2 separate regions of the Homo sapiens genome follow, and region 1 is linked to region 2. A link is a loop called in an ENCODE intact Hi-C map of the cell type or tissue named here. Cell type or tissue: mammary epithelial cell. All regions are shown on one strand. Each heading gives the region's core, and the rest is flanking DNA. Links, peaks and the distances in the headings are about the cores only.

Region 1 (4,000 bases), core at 1-4,000, 59 kb after region 2:
ATCCTGTCCTTTGCAGCAACATAGATGGAACTGGAGGCCATAATCTTAAGCAAATTAATGCAGAAACAGAAAACCAAATGCTGCATATTCTCACTTATAAGTGGGAGCTAAGCACTGTGCACACATGGAAGATGGGAACAACATAAATATGGGAACAACATAGAGGGTGGTAGGGGTGTGGGCTAAACAACTACCTGTCTGGTACTGTGCTCATTACTAGAGTGACAGGATCCATACTCCAAACCCCAGCATCACATAATACTCTCATGTAACAAATCTGCACTGTACCCCATATCTAAAAGGTGAAATATTTAAAAATAAAATAAAATAAAGATTCATAATAAGAAAAAATGCTTAAATCATAATGTTATGTGAAAAAAATAAAATTTTTTTTGATAGGGTTTGGGTTATATGAATGTATGAATTGTCAAAACTCAGCAATTGTACACCTAAGATTTACATTTCAGTATATAAGTTTTACCTCTAAATGGAAAAATTTACAAAGAAAAATACTCTGTAGAATACTGAATCTCAATTAATGAAATGCACGCTGAATTATTTAGGCAGAAGCATACTAATGTCTGCAATGACTGTGAGATGAATTTAAAAAATACGAAGGTAGACTGATGGATGGATAGACACATAGATATGTGATAAAGTAAGTACACTGTATGGTACGATGCTAATAGTTGAGTGTAGGTTTTGGACGTATGGATGTTTATTGTAAAATTCTTTCAACTTTGCTGTATGTTTGAAATTTTTATTAAAAAGTTAGAAAAGAATGCATAAAAACTATTGAAGAAAATATATTGAAGTCTCATTAAGATTGTTTCTGAATTCTTGGCTCACGCCTACAATCCCAGCACTCTGGGAGGCTGAGGTGGGCAGATCATGAGGTCTGGAGATCGAGACCATCCTGGTTAACATGGTGAAGCCCCGTCTCTACTAAAAAAACACAAAAAAAATTAGCCAGGTGTGGTGGTGGGCGCCTGTAGTCCCAGCTACTCGAGAGGCTGAGGCAGGAAATGGCATGAACCTGGGAGGCGGAGCTTGCAGTGAGCCAAGATCACACCACTGCACTCCAGCCTGGGTGACAGAGGGAGACTCCGTCTCAAAAAAAAAAAAAAAAAAAAAAAGATTGTTTCTGAGTTCTGAGAACATTAGTATGTTTTCCTCCTTTTTAATATTTTCTTCTGTTTCCCAATGCTTATGATTTTTTAAATTAATTTATTTTTTGGAGACAGGGTCTCACTCTGCTGCCCAGGCTAGAGTGCAGTGGCATGATCTCCGCTCACTGCAACCTCTGCCTCCCAGGCTCAAACGACCCTCCCACCTTACCTTCTCCAGCAGTTGTGACCACAGGCGTGCACCACCACACCCAGCTAATTTTATTTTTTGTAAAGATGTGGCTTTGCCATGTTGCCTAGGCTGGTCTCAAACTCTTGAACTCAAGCAATCCACCCACCTCAGCCTCCCAAAGAGCTGGGATTACAGGCATGAGCCACCACACCTGGCCCAAATGCTTATGATGTTTAAAATAAAATATGTTTTAAATTCCTGATTAATTAATGTAAGTTAACAATAAGTCCAACCTGCACTAACTTTCCTTAACAGAGGCATATTTTAAGAATTTTCTTATGACATATAAGGCATCTCTAAGCAATCAATCACCATTCACAGGTCAAAATGCTGATTTGATATAGTCATGTACTAAAACAATAGGTCATAGATTGACCAGTCTTAAAAGTATGTACAGATTTTTGATGTGTGATAAGCAACAAATGGTTCCAGCTGGCCTCTTCTCTGAAGATCTTCCCTCACTCTGAAATACTATAGTCTGAACATTAGCCACCTATACTAAGTTAGCTTGTTGATGAGAACAGAATGTAGCTGCTCCCTTTTCGCACTCAGTAAATCTGGACTACATAGGAACTCCTACAAAGAAGGACAAGTGTGAGTCACTAGAGATCAGCAACTAAAATGAGCAATATTTTACAAGCAATGCATTTACAAGTAGAAAGCATAGAGCATATTTAGTGAATGCTTCTTTTACAGATTTCCAAATTGCTTAAAATAGGATTTTGAATTTAAAAAGACAAAATTCTATTATTAAGATTGGAAGATTTTTTATAATAATTTAGGGATAACAAAAATTAAAACAATTAAATGATATATTTTGTTAAATCATTTATGTATTATACAATTGAAAATAAATTCTTCATAACTGGCACAGTATAATTTACAGTGCTTTAAAATTTTCTGCTATAGTTACTTCCACTGTTTCTCTAGGGACATGTTGATATAGAATTGTATCTGCTATAATAATCCTTAATTTAGTAACTGTGTTTGAAAGCATTTCTACTTCATGATTTCTCCTCTCCTCCAAGCCAACTATTCTGCATCTCCTTACAATATGCCCTATAAGTCATCAGGTGTCTGCCAGGATGACTCACTCTGCCTGTCCAGGATGATCCCATTGAAAGCACGTTAGAGACACCTCTCTTGCCCTGACCTGTCAAGGAGTTGTTGCTCCTTGAGTAATGCTTTTTCCATTCCCAAATGCTTTCATATACTCATCTCTTTTTGTCTCACAATATCCCTGTGGGATTCATAAAGCAAGTATTTTACAAGTTCAATTCTGATGAGATAAACTATATACAATATTGTTTACATTATTTCATTAAACTAGAATTTTGTTGTTATGAAGATGGTTTGGGAAAAAGAAGGTCAACAGTGGGGTTTGTTATAGAGCAATTTTAACTATAATGGTACTTGTATTAGGATTTAATCCATATCTCCATTTTATAAGTGGGAAACAAGGTCTATAGAGATTGAGAGATCTGCTCAGGATTAAGCATCTTCTATTAATACTTCCATAGAGAAAACTCTCTAATCTAGTCCTTGAAGAACTTACAGTCTAGTTGGGAGATGGCATGCACATATAAAAAGTCAACTAAAAACATAAAACAGTAGATACATGCTGAGTAAAACGTTCAGACAGCAAATTACAAACAGTGTTCAGAAAAGAGAGAGCCCTTTGCACTAGGGTGGTCAAGAAAACTTGAGAGAGCACCATGATATACTGTGAACGTGTCCAAGGTCAGAATTAGGACTCCATTCTAGAGGCGGCTCAGTCAATAATTCAACGTGACCCTCAGTAACTCATCTGAGTTTCCAGTTTTCCTCATCTAAGAATAGCATTAGATTCTTTAAAGTCCCTTTCAGCACTCTGATTCTATGTCCATCTTAAATCTTTTTTAGATGAGTCAGGAGAATAGATGGACAACTACCAAGCAACAGAGTTATGACATGTATAATGAAAGGGTCTGCTTAACCTGATTTGTGAAGAACTTACCTCAATTAATTTTCTCAACAACTCAGGATGTATGGAAGAGAGACTGAGCACTTTGTGCTGCAGTGATTTAAGTATTTTTCAAGATGTAAGGAGCATGGTATAAGTGAAGGAATGCTGGGCTGTGAGTCGAGAGAGTGATTAAGGGACTTCAGCAAGGTCTTTCAAGTACTCAGAAGTAGAATCAGGGGCTCAAATCCACATCTCCTGATTGTTAGATTAGTGTTTCTTTCCAAATATTTTGGGGCTTCAGATTCCTTCTTTCCTCTTTAAAATTTCTCAAAGCAGGAGTCAACATTCCCTGTCTTTACTTTCTTATAGCTTAATTATTGCTCATATCACTTTAATCAAGACTCTGCTTACATGACTGCACTGAAGCTATCTGTTTTTAAAAATCTGCATGCCTGTAGTTTCAGCTACTTGGAAGGACAAGGTAGGAGGATTTCTTGAGCCCAGGAGCTCAGGGACAGACTGGGCAACATAGAAAAAAACAAAAACAAAAAACACAATCACCTTGAATGACTGTCCAATTTACCAAAACATTTTCCTTTATAGTTTGTGCATCTATGGTGTTAAAAAATCATAGCCAACCCAATCAAGATCATAAAGATTTTCTCTTCTTATTAAAATAAAAACTTGAAACTTTTG
Region 2 (17,614 bases), core at 8,178-12,177:
CTCTGCAGAGCTGGATCTTAAAGAACGGAGTGAGTTCATCACATAATGTCTGGGGCGAACAGGGCTCAGGAGCAAAGGATGTGGTTTTGTTTGTTATTTTTTAATTTTGAAATAATTTTAGACAAGTTTCACAAATAGTACAAAGAATCCCCTTATATCCCCCACCCTCTTCCTCTAATGTTAACATCCGACATAACCAAAGTATGATTATTAGTGAGCAAACTTGATTCGACAGACCTAGGCTGGCTCCTTAGAAGTGATTCCAGTCCATTTTCAACCTTGGTCAAATTGTTTTGACCATATTTTGCTTATATGTCACAAGAAAGTCTCTTTCTTTAAAGTCAAGATAATACTTGTTTTATTTGTTTATTTATTTTGAGAGAGTGTCTTGCTCTGTCACCCAGGCTGGGGTGCAGTGGCATGATTGCAGCTCACTGCAGGCTCCACCTCCTGGGCTCAAGCAATCCTCTCACTGCGGCCTCCCAGGTAGCTGAGACTACAGGCGTGCGCCACCACATTTGACTAATTTTTTTTTCATTTTTTATTTTTAGTAGAAAGGAGGTATTGCTGTGTTGCCCAGGCTGGTCTCAAACTCCTGAGCTCAAGTGATCCTCCGTTCTTGGCCTCCCAAAGTGCTGAGATTACAGGCGTGAGCCACAGAGACCAGCCTATACTCATTTTAAACAAAGAGATATTTACATTATGTGTAAGCATCAGTGAATATTAAGTATGCTAAGACAGCAAGTTTTAATCTTTCAGTCCTGTTATATTTCTGCTTTTATCCAAATGTGTCTGTCACGTATGAATCAGAAGAGCAGAATGTGGTCCTTGCATATAAAATAGCTTACTGACCCTCACCGAAAGAGAGAGCCAAGAATATGTGCTTCAGATCACAGTCAAAGGCTAGCCTGTGCTTACCTAGGCTGGGGGCCTGCCTGGCATGTCAGTGTCAGCTATACACAGCATCTTGGAGGGTGGGTCACCCCTTTGCATATCTGATGTGGTGAGCTACTCACTACCTCATAAAATAGCCACATTGTTCTTAGAGGCTCTTTGTTAGAAATTCCCTTTTAATTTTGACTTGAAACCTTTTGCCCTGTAATTATTATCCACTGGCCCTAGAGGCAGCTCCTAAAGGGACAGACAAGAAACATAACTCTTCTGTCATGTGTCAGTTCTGTCTATGTAAGACAGCTCTAGCTTACACCTGTTGTCCTATTATAATTATTAATTAATTATTAATAGTACCCCCCTTCATTCTCTTGTCCTAGTTAAGTTGATAAATGATGCATACGACATCCTATAGAAGACTGTCACCACCCCACCTCACTGATCAGCCCTCTGCCTACAGCCACACCCACAGAACATTCAGCCATTTCTCCTGTGGTTCCCAGCCTGCAGCACAGCGTCTGCACGTGGTGAGGGCTCCCAAATCTCTGAGGAATGAATGGCTCACTGCTGAGAGCAACCTTCTGGGAGTTCAGGGCATGTGGAACTGGAATAAGAGCAACGTGTGAACAGATTACAGGAAGGCAATGCAGGACAGCTGGACCCTTTGGGGGGAAACTTATGGGGAACACAGTTTTCTTACTTATAAGCACTGAGATTGCCTGAGAGGGGAGAGATGATGCAGAGTGTCCCAAATGTATTTGACGTGGAATCCTTTTACCAGCGAAACATCTCTTGGGCCTAGAGTTCTGAAAATTGCACTTTGAAAAACACTGCTCTCAGCTCTTACAAACCTCGTGTTTTCATCCTAACTGTGCTTCAGAGAATTGTGTCCCAGCAGGAAAGGAAACCCCCGTATAATTCCCTACGTTGCTAGCATTTGGAAGTGGGATGAAAATGGACCTACATTCAAACCCCTAATTTCAAGCTCTGAAGGAGGTACCAGGATCCATCACGATGCTTGTAAAATTGTTCCTTTCATTTTCCTGGTTGTAAACTTATGCAGACTGTAAAGTCAAGGCAAGCCTGTGCCCAGCAAATAATAAGAAAATAAGGGAGGCATGGTAAACAAAACAAAACACTTTGAGAGTTGGTCAACTTGCTGTTATTTTGAGCTGTTTCTAAAAATCTCAGGGTAGATTCCCTCCCCTGCTTGCCTCCTTAACCCAGTCCTTTTTCTTCCTCCTCCAGGAACTCTGGAATGCTGACCTACAGTCTGAGTTCCTGTGCCCTTGCCTGGGGCTGACTCTCTACTTGACCTGTAACCCACAACTGGGCAAGAGAAAATTCTGCAGCCACAGCTCTGAGGACATGAGCAAAATGGTTTCCAGACGGAATGTCAAGGATTCCCATGAAGTGTCAGGGAGTCTTCAGGCCACACTTCAGGTTATCTCCTTCTCTTTCCCTTTTCTGCTTCACACTTGCTCTCATCCTCTTTCTCACCCCACATCTGGTCAGAGGAGATAGGAAGGTTCTTGTTACCTGGTACAAGACAACTTTTGGAATCCCAGATATTCAGATTATTTCCCCTTTTCCTCTTTGCAAATGATAATACTCACAGCCAAGAGGCATCACCCGGATCCGAGGCTGCTTCTCCTTAGGACATGCAGACAGAAGGAGAAGGCGGGGCTGGCAGCCTCCAGTCCACAGCCTCCCTTTCTTCTTCCGGCGATGATTAACTAGGCCTAGACAATGGAGATCTACGGCATACGCCCAGGGCCTCCTCTTCTCAAGCATGGCTGATCAGTCACTTTCCCGTCTATCCTTCATTTATTGAAGCCAACTATGAACGACTAAAGGAAGGATGAGAAAAGTCACCCAAAGTCAAAGGGGACAGCGTGGGAGACTGTTCTAGACAGAAGGAAACACCTTTGCAAAGACCCTGAGGAAGGCAGGGGACTCTCCAGGAGCAGAAGGGCTGTGTGGCTTCAGAGTCCACAAAAGAGAGCAGATACAGGACACTGGCTAGAGCAGGCCCTGGAGCCCGCTGCTGTCCTGGAGGCCTTGGGGAGGCCCAGTGTTCCCAGGGTGGAAGAAGTAGGGGACAGCTTGACGTAGTGGCTGTTGATCAGCTGATATGGAAGTATGTCATTTTATTAACAATTGAGAAAGGAGTGCTGTGCAATTCCATTCAATGCCAGTGATGCTTATGGCCGTTTTTATGAGTTCTGTCATTTTCAAATGAGCAAGAGGAAGCCTCTAAGGGGGTTTAAGCAGGGACTGACGTAATCAGATCTGTGTTTTTCCAAAGGGAGAGGGAGAAAAAGAACATTTCTTATTTTTCAAAAAAGGTAATGCAAAAGCATCATTCCACAATTCTCTTGTAATGAAAAAAATAAATGCAAACTTAAGCAAATCCATCATTCTGAAAGAATATCCTGCGTCTGCCTTTTCCTTCCTGGGAGACTCTCATAATGAGGTCCTGTCCTTCACCCATTGCTCACACTGCCGCCTGGTACCCCTTGTGACCAGGACTGCAAATCTCCAAGACAACTGGAGCAGGGTGGGAGAGCTCAGCCAGGAAGCAGCTTCTCTGTTTGAGGCTAATCAGCTTACATTGTGCTTGAAATTGCTGTCACCTTGGCCTTGTTGGCAATTTTCCCTCTTCAGCAAACCGGCTTTCTTGTTGAATGAATTAATTTTTATAAAATCTCAGAGATAGGGCATATCCAATGAACACTGGCCAGATATGGCTTATGTATAAAACCAGGGCACTACAAACGACAAAGTCACACGGTCTCCAAGTTCATGGCTTTGCCTTGCCTCACTCACCTTCATCCTGCCTCTCTTCAGCACACAGACCACCTACTATGTGCTAGTTGTAGCGGCTCACCAGACAGTGCTGCCAGAGTGTTCCTGGGTCCCACGTTCCTTTTTTTTTTTTTTCTCTTTTAGTGTTTCCTTTCACCACTCTGTGTGTGATGGTGGACACTTTTGCTTATGAGCAGCAGTTTGGTGTCATAAAAGAAAGCAGTCAGTCCCCCAAACACTACACCGCCATTGCTCTCTGGCCATCCCATCGTAGAAGTCACCAACCTCCAAACTGCAGTCGCCTCCCCTATGGAATGGCAAGAACCTAATTATACCTGTTGGGAGAGAATGGGACGGGCTCACACCAACTTGTATAGCCCCTTCCAGTTCTCAGATCCACGAATCTCTCAGAAACTCTGCAACAGGGAAATTATGTGGCTCGTTTTGGATCCATCTGGGAAAAGATGACATACTCAGAGAAGTATGTGACTTCTTTTTTAAAAATTTCAAGCTGCATTTGGAATAGCTTCTTTTATTCCCTGTAATGCAGAGAATTACCATGCAGCTCTAGTGCCACATCATGGCTTACAGACAAAACTCCCCACGATGTGTCTTGAGTCATGAAGACATTGATAGAGCTGCTGTTTGTTGACTTGGGTAGGATGAGAGAACACCTGAGTGGGTGACCCTGAAATGGCTCCTCTATTCCTCTGGTATTAGGTGTTCATCCAGAAGCTACAGGATCAGTGTTCAGGACCAGCTTCTTCCTAAGTTCATCTTTCTTTATTTAAAAATCTCAGAATTCTAGAGGTGGAAGAGAGTATTTTCTCTTTTTGTTTTTTTGTTTGTTTTTTTGTTTGTTTGTTTGTTTGTTTGAGACGGAGTCTCACTCTGTTGCCCAGGCTGGAGTGCAGTGGTGCGATCTTGGCTCACTGCAACCTCCGCCTCTCACATTCAAGAAATTCTCCTGCCTCAGCCTCCTGAGTAGCTGGGACTACAGGCACATGCCACCACACCCAGCTAATTTTTGTATTTTTTTAGTAGAGATGGGGTTTCACCATGCTGGCCAGGATGGTCTCCATCGCTTGACCTCATGATCTGCCTGCCTCAGCCTCCCAAAGTGCTGGGATTACAGGCGTGAGCTACCACGCCCGGCCCTATTTTCTCTTATTCAGATTAAAAAACAGAGGCCCAGGGGAAAAAATGAGTTGCAGACATTCACACCGTGAGAATGTGGTCAATCAGAAATAGGAACCCATCTGGTGGGCCTTGAGCTATTCCAGTGAGCCCCCTCCCCATTGTCCTGTCCCTTGGAAGTCCATGGGTGGAGAAAACCAGGGGCTTCAGGCTGTCAGAAATAGCCATGGAAACTACTTAGGACATCTTGAATTCCAAATATCATACATGTTAAAGCTAAGGATCTTCCCGGCTCAAAGCATATTTAATCTAATCAGGTTATTATTTTTCTTCTTTGGAGTTAAGAAGAAGCCTTGTGGGTTTTCCCTCATGGGCTTGTCCCAAAGCTTAGCCCAGCAATGTGGACCCCAGTCTCTGCTACTATTCATGCCGCTTTCCAGAACTCAGCCTCTTGCCAGAATTCATCTTCTATGAACCTTGGGTTTGTTCAGGAACAGTTTTGAGGCCTGAGAAGCATTTCTTCCATAGCACTGGGACAGCTCCCACCTCCAGGCCCCAGCAGCCTGAGCCCTACAGTGGCCACCTCATCTCAATGTCTCCATTGTAAAGAGCTGCACCTATCCTTGTATCTGCCAGCAAGCAGGCCACATGGAGGTGGAAGACATCAGAGGAGGCAGAGGAGCCCTGCATTGGCTGCATGCTTTGGGCGCAGGTTTCCTAGGAGGAGAGATGGAAGGTTGCAGAGTGGAATGGACAGAAAACGAAGCAGTGATTCAGGAAAAAATAATAGCAGCTGGTTTTCATCTGGGTACTAGCCTTATGACCTTGAGCAGTGGCTTAACCCTGCTGAGCCTCAGTTTCCTCATCTGCAGAGCAGGCTTGACACTCACTAACTGCTGAATTCTCTCAAGGGGGAAAATGGGGAGAAAACACTCTCATGTCCTGTGCCTTCCCCATTAGCATCCTCAGTCTGAGAGAAGTTGGTCTGTTCTTGGTCCGTCCCTTTTTTCTGGCTAGCTATATTGCCATTCTTCCGTTGTCACGGGAACATTCCAAAGGATGAATGAAGGGTATGGGATCAAGCAGAGGCAAACATGAGCAAGAACAAGCGTGTAGATTAAGATACAAACTTCTCCTGACCCAGTCCTGTGAGTGGAAAATACCACACAATGGGAAAGAAACCAAATCACCCTGACATGCAATCAGATATTGTGGTGTAGGTCAAAGGGTGGGCCAAAAGGCTTGGTTTCTTTTTCTTTCCTTTCTTTTCTTTTTCCTTTTCTTCTCTTCTTTTTTTCTTTTGCTTTCTTTCTTTTCTTTTGCTTTCTTTCTTTCTTTTCTTTTTCTCCTTCCTTCCTTCTCTCTTTCCTTCTTTCTTTCTTTTCTTTCCTTCTTTCCTTCCTTCTAAAAACAGGTAATTGCAAAAGGAAAGAAAACAGGAACACATTGTTTCTTTTTGATTGATTAAGTTAATTGCACATGTCAAACTTTTTACTTGTCAGCATCTGAAGTTTCCTTGAAGCTAATAAGAACTTTCTTCTGGATAACGGTTTCATGAAGACAGCACATCAGGTTGTGAAAGGCACATTGGTTTTAGAGTTAAACAAATGTGCACTTGGAGCCTTGCTGTGCTAACTTCCTGACTGTGTGACTTGGAAAAGTGACTTACTAGTCTGAGTTTTTCAACTGTCATGTGGCTATAATGATTTTAGAGGGCATGGTTGTGGTAATCATGACTCAAGTTCACCAATTCGCCTTCAGGGACGAGATTTCACTTCCCCTCCCTTTGAAGTTAAATGTGGCCAGGTGACTTGCTGTGGCAAATGGAATGTGACTTCTCTTTTTAAATTTTTTTTTTTTTTAAAGCTGGTAGCTGCTTTAAGACTCAATGTACAAATCATCGTGTTCCTTCCCACTGGTGCTAGGGTTGTGGAATCCTTGGTTAGCCTGGGTCTCAGAGGACTGTGATCTGTAAGCACCCCCACCATTCTTTGAATGTACAGCATCAAATCTCCCACTGAGATTTGAGTTTGTTACTGCAGCAAAACCTAGCATACCATGACTGATATAATGGTTGATACAATAAAGTATGATGACATTTGTAAATACAACTTGGCAATGGTAAAGTGATCAGAAAGCCTTGTTATTTTAGTGTTCAGAGGTAATTGTGCTGATTAGTAGGCCCAAGTTAAGGGATAAATTCCTGCATGGGTCAGGCAGGCTGCAACTTTACCCCAGATCATTTTTCTCCACCAGGGGCCAGAATCAGGAAAATCTGAAAAAACTCCCCCAACAGATCTGCCATGGTACCCAAATACCAGTTCTGCCTTTGAGATAAAGGCCAATCTGTGTACTGAAGGTGGGAGCTTAGGGAAAGTCATCAGGCTCTGGGAGTGGAGAATACTCAGGAATGGTGGGGAGGCACAGTAGTGGGAGTGGTCTTGAAGAGCAGCTGTGTAGAACTGAGGCCTGCGTCACAGTGGGAAGTCCTTGCAATTTGAAGGTTAAGCACACTGTGCACGAGATCCCTGGCCCTCTTCTCTCACCATGATACACACCCTGTCCTCCCATAATAATTTTCTCCTGTAGACCTTCCACAATAATTTATTCCAAGTCATTCTTTATGCCACCTAAGTCTGGCCTTTGACCCTCACCTCCAGGCTCCCATTTCCCGGATATTTTGGCAGGTGCTTCAAGTGCAATGTGTTATGGATAGAACATATCACTTCCTGTCCCACCCCCCAAACCCTCTTTCCTATTCCATACTCCATATCTGGATGAGGAGCTATCATCTTCCCAATCATTCAAGCTCAACATCTCAAGAGGGCTCATGGCCCTGGAATGCTCTTTTTTTCTCTATTAATATAAGAGGGGAAAATGCAAGCCAGAAAAACAATTGAAGGCATTGTGCAGGCCAGGTGAGGTTGTGGTTCAATCTTGGTGTGAATTTGTTCCTTTGAGAATTCGTCTTTGGGTGGAATGCCTCTAATTGTGGACTCAGAAAATAGGATGAAATGTAGAGGAAAAGAAAATAGGATAGTGTAGTGTGATAAGAAGTATATTTGGTCTTTGTCCGTGGTCCTGGCACAGAGAATCTAAAACCCTTGGAATTTCCTCAGTCATGAGGTGTCCTTTCTTATTCTTAAGGAGCCTCTTTGGAGCACACCTGAGTTTATGCTAATGAGGTAATTTAGGGTAGGACCCCAGATAGCCTCAGGATGGGACTCAACACCAGAAAAACTAAGGGATTAGAAGGTTGAAACTTTCAGCCCTACCCACTGACCTCCAGGAATGGGATGGGAGGAAATTAAATTCTATGAAAACTCTGGGAGAGAGGGGTACCCCAATTCTACAGGGACAAAAGCTCCTATGCTTTGGACCCTTCTAGACCTCACCTAAGTCTTCATCTGTATCCTTTATAATAAACGAGTAAATGGCCTGAGTTCTGTGAGCTATCCCAGCAAAGTATTGCTGAGAAGGTGGGTAGGGGAAACCCCAATTTGCAGCTGGTTGGTCAAAAGTACTAGAGACCTGGCCTGGTGATTGACATCTGAAGTAGAGGCTGAAAACTAAAAATAAAATCCTAAGCCCCTCAACAGCTGAACAGACCCCCTCTTGGCTAAGGGGACCCTAGAAAATCCTTAAAAATGGAATTCCCAGCATGACACAAAGGGAGGTGATATATCCCCACCCTTTTGGAGTTTAGGCACAACTGACCACCATTAATATTAAAATACAGACCATAAGACTAACAAAACAGACTCCTTGTGACAATAAGATATCAAATTATAAAGAGGACATAAGGCCGTGCCGGACAAGGGCTAAGTCACTCAGCCCTACGGGTCACTCTGACCTCGAATATTGGTTCACATACTTCCTTATCTTAACTTAAAACTTTCTTTTCTGTTGACTCCAAATTTTTACACAAAGCTCTACTCCTTTAACCAATTGCAAATTAAAGAATCTCTGAATCCGCCTATAACCTGTAAACTCCCACTTCAAGATATCACACCTTTTCGGGCCGAACCAGTGTATACCTTCCATGTGTGAATTTATGTCTTTGCCTATAACTCCTGCCTCCCTAAAATTTATACAACCAAACTGTAATCTGACTGCCACAGACACACTTTCTCAGGACCTATTGAGACTGTGTTCTCTAGGCCATGGTCACTCATATTGGCTCAGAAGAAACCTCTTTAAAATATTTTCAGAGTTTGGTTTTTCCATTAACAGGGCAATCTTGTGAGACTGAGAACTAACCCTGTGGGATCTGATGCTTAGCTCCAGGTAGACAGTGTCAAAATCGAATTAAATCGTAGGGCATGCAGCTGATGGGAGCAGAATTGGAGAACTTCTTGGGATGGAGAAAAAGCCCCACACATTTGCTGTCAGAAGTATTGTGTGAGCGAAGAGAAACAGTCTGTTTTCTCCAGATGGATTGCCTAATTCTTTCCGGCCATATAATAAAGAGTTATTGCTGGTCAATAAGTTTTGTTTTTTATGAAACTTTGCAGGGGCCGGGGGTGGGGGAGACAATAAATGCCATACATATAAACAAAGATATCATTTCCCACATAGCAAATGATTGATGATTTAAAAAGCAAAAAGAGAGCCTTATTCCAGAAAAGATGGAATAAGTAAGGACACACTAAATGTAACTATAAATCCTGGACAGAATGGATGGAGGAGCTATCTGAGAGTTCTGAAACATAAATCATAGCAGGTGGCTTTGGGAAGAAGACCAGAATTCAAAGTCCCACTAAATCAGTAGTGAATTTTTTTCCCTCCCAGTATCAGCCAGCCTAGACTAAAAGGCAGCCATAAAGCTGGAAGTGTGCACCAGAGGAAGACAGAAAGAGCTGCAAGAGAAGTCCTCTCTAAAACACAAGAAAGGAGATTCTGAAGAGTCAGAGAGAGAGTGGGGTGCAGGGGAACTCCTGGTGTTTTTTTTTTTCCTTCTTTCCAGCCTCAGCCCACAGGCAATATTGTAGCAGCAGTGGTGGTGGCAGAGGCTGAGGGGGTGGGAGTGGAGCTAGGCAGTCATCTAAGATTCCAAGAGAGGGGAATTATTCTGTTTGACTGGAGGAGCAGTGTTCACAAGAGTGTGTGGCAAATCTTTCTTCCTTTTTTTTTCACCTTTCTCCTCCTGCCACTTGACTCCAAACACAGAAACAGTCATGGTAAGTGTGGCAGAGCAGAGAAACTGAAGCCCAAGCTTGCTCACTGGAGGGCTGAAAAGGGAGGCCCCAAGGAGCCAGAGGGTGTTGGGGAGATCACGGAGAGTAGGGAGCTTAAGTCAGAAATCCCACAAACTTATGTTTTAGCTCCTGGGCTCACCTCCAGGCTACACATGTATGGATCTGATCCTAAACACCATACCACATGTTTGGAGAACTGAAACTGCAAGGTAGACCCCAGTCCAGGCCCATGATTGGCCACTGGGTGGCACACACACAGGACTGATCTGAATAGCACTGCACTCTGAAATCAGAAATGATATTGAAACCACAGCCCAAGAGGCAGGTTTGGACTCGCAAAAATAATATAATCTGTTTCATTTCCTGCTTCAAAAAAAAAAAAAAGCCTTCTTTTTAGGATTTAAGTCAGACCTGGGGTCCTGTAATATTCAAAATGTCTAGGATATAATCCCAAATTACTCAGCATATGAAGAACCATGAAAGTCTCAACTGACAAGGAACGAGACAATCAACAGACACTAACCCTGAGAAGATACAGATGTTAGAATTACCAAACATTTTTTAAAGCAGCAATTATAACCATGTTCCATAAAGTAAGGGAAAGTGCTCCTGAAACAAATGGAAATACCGAAATTCTCAGGGGGGAAAAAAGAAGATATAAAAACAGGCCTAGTGGAGTGGCTCACACCTGTAATCCCAGCACTTTGGGAGGCCAAGGCAAGTGGATCACCTGAGATCAGGAGTTCGAGATCAGCCTTGGCAACATAGTGAAACCCTGTTTCCACTAAAAATACAAAAAATTAGCTGGGCATGGTGGCAGGCATCTGTAATCCCAGCTATTCAGGAGGCTGAGGCAGAAGAATCTCTTAAATCCGGGAGGTGGAGGTTGCAGTGAGCCAAGATCACACCATTGTACTCCAGCCTGGGCAACAAAAGCAAAACTGTCTCAAAATTTAAAAAAAAGGAAGATATAAAAACAAACCAAATGGAAATATTAGAACAGAAAAAGAGAAGGACACTAACTTAAATTTCAGATTAACTGGATGAAAAATTAACTTAAAGATAGATCAATAGAAATTATCTAATCTGAACAACAAAGGAAAGAAAATTGAAAAAGAAACCCAGCAGAACCTTAGGGGCCTGTGGGAAAAAATACCAAAAAGTTTAATATTTGTGTCATTACACTCCTAGAAGGAAAAGAAAAAGGATGTTGAATGGGAAAAAAATATTTTAAGAAATAATGGTGGAAAAACATCACATTTCACAAAAGACATGAACATGGAAATTGAAGAAACTCAGTGAATCCCAAACAGGATAAAATCAAAGACATCCACACATTATAATCAAACTTATGAAAACTATTAAAATAAAGAAAATATCCTGAAAGCAATCAAAGATAAATGACTCATTTCAGGTAGAGAAACAATTATTTAAATGACTGTGCATTTCTCATCAGAAACCATGGAAGCTGGAGGGAAGTAGAATAACATTTTTAACATACAGAAAGAAAAGAATTATCGGCCCTCCACAGTGGCTCATGCCTGTAATCCCAGCACTTTGGGCGGCCAAGGGGGCGGATCACCTGAGCTCAGGAGTTCAAGACCACCCTGGGCAACATGGTGAAACCCCGTCTCTACGAAAATACAAAAAATTAGCCAGTCGTGGTGGCATGCACCCGTAGTCCCAGCTACTCAGGAGGCTGAGGCACGAGAATCGCTTGAGCCTGGGAGATGGAGGTTGCAGTGAGCTGAGATCATGCCACTGCACTCTAGTCTGGGCTACAGAGTGAGACTCTGTCTCAAAAAAAAAAAATAAAAAAGAAAAGAAAACTACCAATCCAGAATCTTATATCCAGTGGAAATATCGTTCATGAATGACAATGAAATAAGGACATTCTCAGATAAAGTAAGAAAATTCCTTGATACCAGACTTGTTCCATAAGAAATGCTAAGGAGAATTCTTCAGACTACAAGGAAATTAAATCGAGGGAAACTTTAACAATAGTAATGAAATAAGAGCAACTGAAATGGTAGATACCTGGAAAAATATAATAGATTTTAAGTTCTTTGAAATATGTGAAAGCACAAATTGTAACATTGACTGATGGAATTTTCAATGTATGTAGTCATCATAATACATAATACTATGATGACTACGTAAACAGGGGATGCCAAAGGTACCTATATGGTGAGAAGATCTAATATTTATATCATTTATGTGTTTATACCATTTAAATTTAATGCAAGAATTGAGTACTCCTCTTGAAATTATAAAATATAATAGTAATATAATAGCAGACCATATACTGTAATCTCTAGAACAGCTACTAAAATTTTTTTCCCAGAGATATAGTAAAAATATCAATAGAAAATTAAAATAGAAGACAAAGATATTCAAATATTTCAGAAGAAAGTAGGAAAGGGAAAATGAAAATCAGAAGAAACAAACATAAAATATGTGATAAAATGGTGATCTAAGTACAAACATATCAATTTTATTTTATTTTATTTTATTTTTTATTTTACTTTTTATTTTTATTTATTTTTTTGTGTGACAGCGTCTCACTGTGTCACCCAGGATGAAGGGCAGTGGTGTGATCATGGCTCACTGCAACCTTAACCTCCCAGGCTCCGGTGATTCTCCAACCTCAGCCTCCAGAGTAGCTGAGACCACAGGTGTGCAGGCCACCATGCCTGGCTATTTTTGTATTTTTTTGTAGAGACAGGGTTTTGCCATGTGGCCCAGGCTGGTCTCAAACTCCTGGGCTCAAGTGATCCATCTACCTTAGCCTCCCAAAGTGCTGGAATTACAGTCATGAGCCACTGCACCCAGCCCTCAATTCTTACATTAAATTTAAATGGTATAAACACATAAATGATATAAATATTAGATATCTGTTTCTATGTAACAAATTATCACAAACTTAGCTCAAAAGAACATATGTTTATTATCTCAGTTTCTGTGGGTCAGGAATGCAGGCATGGCTAAACTAGGTCCTCTGCCCCAGGGTCTTTCATGTACCTACAACCAAGGTGTTGGCCAGGGCTGAGGTCACATTTGAAGGCTTTACTGGGGAAAAATCTGATTCTAAGCTTGCAAGCACAGTTGTTCAGACAATTTCATTTCTTTTGGGCTGTTGGATTGAAGGCCTCAGTTTCTTGCCATGTGAGCCTCCCCAACATGGCAACTTACTTCATCAAAGCCAGGAAGAGAGTGAGTCTATGGAGAAAAACTGCTAGCAAGACAGAAGTTACAATCTTAGATAGCACAATCACAAAAGTGACATTCCATCACCTTACCATATTCTATTGGTTGGAAACAACTCACAGGACCTCTCCAAACCTGTTCATACTTAAGGAGTGGAGATTAAACAACAATATAAATCCAAGAGGTAGGACTCAATAGAGGCCATTTTGGAGTCTGTCCAACAGACCTACCAGTTAAAAGACAGAGACTGAATGAATTCAAAGCAAACAAACAAAGAAAACTAAGAAACAACTACATACTGCCTAAGAGAAACTCACTTTATTATGTTTTAATTTTTTGAGACAGTATCTCAATTCAAAACAAACAAACAAAGAAAACTGTCACCCAGGCCGGATGACTGTATGTGGCACAATCACAGCTCACTGCAACCCTGACTTCCTGGGCTCAGGTGATTCTTCCACCTCTGCCTCCCAATGGAACCACAGGTGTGTGCCACCACGACCGGCTAATTTTTGTATTTTTTGTAGGGAAGGGGTTTCACCATGTTGTCCAGGCTGGTCTCAAATCCCTGGGTTCAAGCGATCTGCCCCCCTTGGCCTCCCAAAGTGCTGGGGTTGCAGGTGTGAGCCACCATGCCCAGCAAAATCCACTTTAAATATAATAATATATTTATGATCAGAATAAAAATTAAAATATGGAAAGAAAGCTAAACCATATAATCACTAATCAAAAGAAACCTGGAATATAATTTTATTATTAAAATCAACTTTAGAACAAGGAAAATTACCAAGGATAAAGAGGACACATTGCATAATAATCAAAAGAGCCAATTCACTGTGAAAACATAGCAATCCTAAATGTATGTATACCTAACAATAGAATTTCAGAATACAAAATCCAAAAACTGATAGAACTGAATGGAGAAATGACAAGCCCATAAAGTTGAAGACATCAAAGCTCTCCCCTCAGTAACTGATAGTATAAGTAGACAGAAAATCAGCAAAGACATTGAAGAACTGAGCAACACCACCAACTAATTGATTCTAATGGACATTTACAGGTCCACCCAGTGGCAGAATACACATTTCTTTCAAGTGTACATGGAACATTTTGGGCATCTGATGCACAATACAACTCTTCCCCAGACCACCAGGAGGCAAGGTCTGTGGCCAGAGAAATATAAAAGTGGTGGTCATGGGGTGGAGTAGGAGGCATTTTCTTACTTCACCCTCTAACCCATCCCTGACTCTCTTAAAGGTCGCTGTGAGACCTTGGTGAGTGCAAACTGAAATGAAAAGGTAGTTCTCATTGTAATCCAATTGCAACCAGTTTAAACAATTGAGAACAAATTTTATTTGCATACAAGTATTCAAGCAAGTTTGATTGGATCAGACCTGGATTTTAGGCTTGCAGGTGTCTGATTTTGAAACACAAAATCCAATATTTTCTGCCTGGGAAATATATATATTTTTAATGTAGTTAATATAAATTACCTTTCTACTTCAGTTTGACTATTAATTGCATTGTAACTTAACTTGTATTCTTATTGAGTCTCTACATGTTTTCTTCCACTTCTGCACTAGTTTACCATTTGGATGAGTATATTATATATCAGTCCAGGTGTCTCCCAGGCAGTCAACATAATTCTGCATTCATTTTCGCACTGCCCATCAGCCAGGAAGTTGCAACTAAGTAAAAATGATGAATGTCCCTATACCCAATGATGATCTAGTTCATAAATTTTTTAAATAAAAAATGTGGGGCCAGGTGCAGTGGCTCAAACCTGTAATCATAGCACTCTGGGAGGCCAAGGCAGGCCAATCGCTTGAGCCCAGCAATTTAAGACCAGCCTGGACAATATGGCAAAATCCTGTCTCTACAAAAATACACAAATTATGAAATCATGTCTCTACAAAAATACAAAAATTACAAAATCCCATCTCTACAAAAATACAAAAAACCTAGCTGGGTGGTGGTGGCACGGGCCTATAGTCCCAGCTACTCGAGAGGCTGAGGTGGGAAGATCACCTGAGCCCAGGAAGATGAGGTTGCAGTGAGCCATGATCATGGCACTCTAGCCTGGGTGACAGAGCGGGACCTTCTCTCCCCCCAAAAAAAAAAAAAAAAAAAAAAAAGTGAAAGAATTTTTATTGGAAAGTTATATTCAGGTTATAGAAGAACTGTTCCGCAGCTCACATAGTCAACATATTTACTATAAAAGCAGCACTGCCTTGGGACACAGTGTGCTCACAGATCTGGAGAAACAATTTCTCTTTGAAAATGTGTCCTATTGTGGGTCTGGCTCCTATGAAGTAATGCAAGTGTATTGTCCCTGTGAAAAAAGATGTTTCCCCAAAAACATCACTGCGAGAAGGTCAGCACTGGGCATGAAGTTTATTCCCACAGAGGGACGCTCATACCTAGATAATTGGGGGAAAATTTTTTTGGCAAAAAACTTGCCTCAGTTTCATTAAAACACACGACAGTGATCAGTGTAAGAAATAATTTTAGTGTCAAGAGTAATCTATAGAGCAATGAACATTACAGATTGTGTGATGAATCAGGAAAGAGTTTGCTTTGGACTTAAAAAAAAAAATATATATATATATATATATACATCTTTCTGTGACCTATGAAAGCAAAATGTAAATTATAAGATATAACGTATAACAACATCTGTAACCTATCTGTCTCTTTTTTCCCCCTCAATAAAGAGGCTTCTTTGTTGTCTCATTTGGTTGTTGTTGTTTTTTTTTTTCGAGACAGAGTCTTGCTTTGTCACTCAGGCTGGAGTGCAGAGGTGCTATCTTGGCTGACGGCAACCTTGACCTCGTAGGCTCAAGCAATCCACTAACCTTAGCCTCCGGAGTAGCTGGGACCACAGGCATACGCCACCACTGTCTGGCTAATTTTTGTATTTTTTGTAGAGACGGGGTTTCACCATGTTGCTCAGGCTGGTTGCGAACTCCTGTGCTCAAGCAATCCACCCGTCTCAGCCTCCCAAAGTGCTGGTATTACAGGCGTCAACCACCGTGCCCAGCCTTTCACCTCAATAAATAGTTAATAACATATTTTTGAAGCTATTTAGCAATGCTGCCAGGTTGATCTGGTTTAAACTATTCAAAGCTGGTTGAATAGTTTCAATAACTTTTCCCAAACAAAGGAAAAGCTATTGAAATCAGAGCTGATTTGATCCAGTTTGAATCAGCCTATTTTGACAAATGTGACTTTAAACCATTTTAATTTCATTAGGATCTGTTTGCTCTACTAAGAATCACTTTACACTGTTTTCCCCTAATATAAAGCAATATCACTTGCCTGAATCCAGTTTCCTCTTTCTGAACTGCTGTGATTCAATTCACGTTGGTCTGATCCAGTAAGGACAAGTTAGATGCAGGCTTATCTGGTCTCGATCAGCAGGAACTGCTTGGAATCTGATGTGTCAGTTTGGGACTGTTTTATCCTGTTTGAGCTGGCTTTACCCAATATGACCCAGGAAGGTTGGCTTGACCTGATTAGAATCAATGTAAGCAGGTTTTAACCAACTTGGAATCAGTTTGCTTCTTAAAAAACCAGTTGGCTTTCCTTAGAAATATGATGTTCGGAATGGCTTAGCTCATCTGAGCCTATTGTGAACCACACTGAGTGAGGTTACAGCAGCTCTTCCATCTAGTCTGAAACACAAAAATGTGGAAATGCTAGAAGGCCAGATTACAACAGGGTTAGAGTATAAAGGAGGTGGGAGAAAATGAAAGGTATTGCATTTATACTCATCTAGATACAGGTTGAGAGAGAAACTCAGGGTCAAGAGATGATTTTTTGTTGGTTTGTTTTTAAATATGGAGAAAAGTCCCCAGAGAGGTAGGAGGGCACAGACTAGAGGGACTGGGTTGGAAACCAAGCAGGATCAAATGTATATTGTAATTACCTTAGGGGATTATATTGAAATGGTAATGGTTAGTGCTAATATAAAAGAAAATTTTTTTTTTTGCCATTTTTTTTATTATACTTTAAGTTTTAGGGTACATGTGCACATTGTGCAGGTTAGTTACATATGTATACATGTGCCATGCTGGTGCGCTGCACCCACTAACTCGTCATCTAGCATTAGGTATATCTCCCAATGCTATCCCTCCCCCCTCCCTCCACCCCACAACAGTCCCCAGAGCGTGATATTCCCCTTCCTGTGACCATGTGATCTCATTGTTCAATTCCCACCTATGAGTGAGAATATGCGGTGTTTGGTTTTTTGTTCTTGCAATAGTTTACTGAGAATGATGATTTCCAATTTCATCCATGTCCCTACAAAGGACATGAACTCATCATTTTTTATGGCTGCATAGTATTCCATGGTGTATATGTGCCACATTTTC

The links. Peaks named below come from ENCODE experiments on the same cell type or tissue, not always from the same donor. Only the 100,000 strongest peaks of a DNase experiment are listed, where the experiment ranks them.
Region 1: it touches region 2 in a loop (4-fold over the local background); 1 of 110 quality-filtered maps calls a loop at or near these places.

What each region holds. Positions count from the first base shown.
Region 1 is chr15:71,042,023-71,046,022 of GRCh38, reverse strand. All of the region lies in intron 15 of LRRC49 (leucine rich repeat containing 49), which reads right to left. Among named protein-coding and RNA genes, the nearest start is that of THSD4, 71 kb to the left of the region's middle. In mammary epithelial cell, for the core only: no CTCF peak of the experiment used is centred there; DNase peaks (open chromatin) are centred at 1,872 and 2,472; H3K27ac peaks cover 3,467 bases.
Region 2 is chr15:71,095,952-71,113,565 of GRCh38, reverse strand. It overlaps CT62 (cancer/testis associated 62), which reads left to right. Exons shown (of 4, transcript NR_168260.1): 3 at 1,272-1,418; 4 at 2,140-3,322. It also overlaps a transcript of THSD4 not described here. Among named protein-coding and RNA genes, the nearest start is that of THSD4, 11 kb to the left of the region's middle. RefSeq lists enhancers at 9,893-10,002, 10,143-10,192, 10,363-10,432. In mammary epithelial cell, for the core only: a CTCF peak has its summit at 10,250 (motif pointing right); a DNase peak (open chromatin) is centred at 10,325; H3K27ac peaks cover 1,437 bases.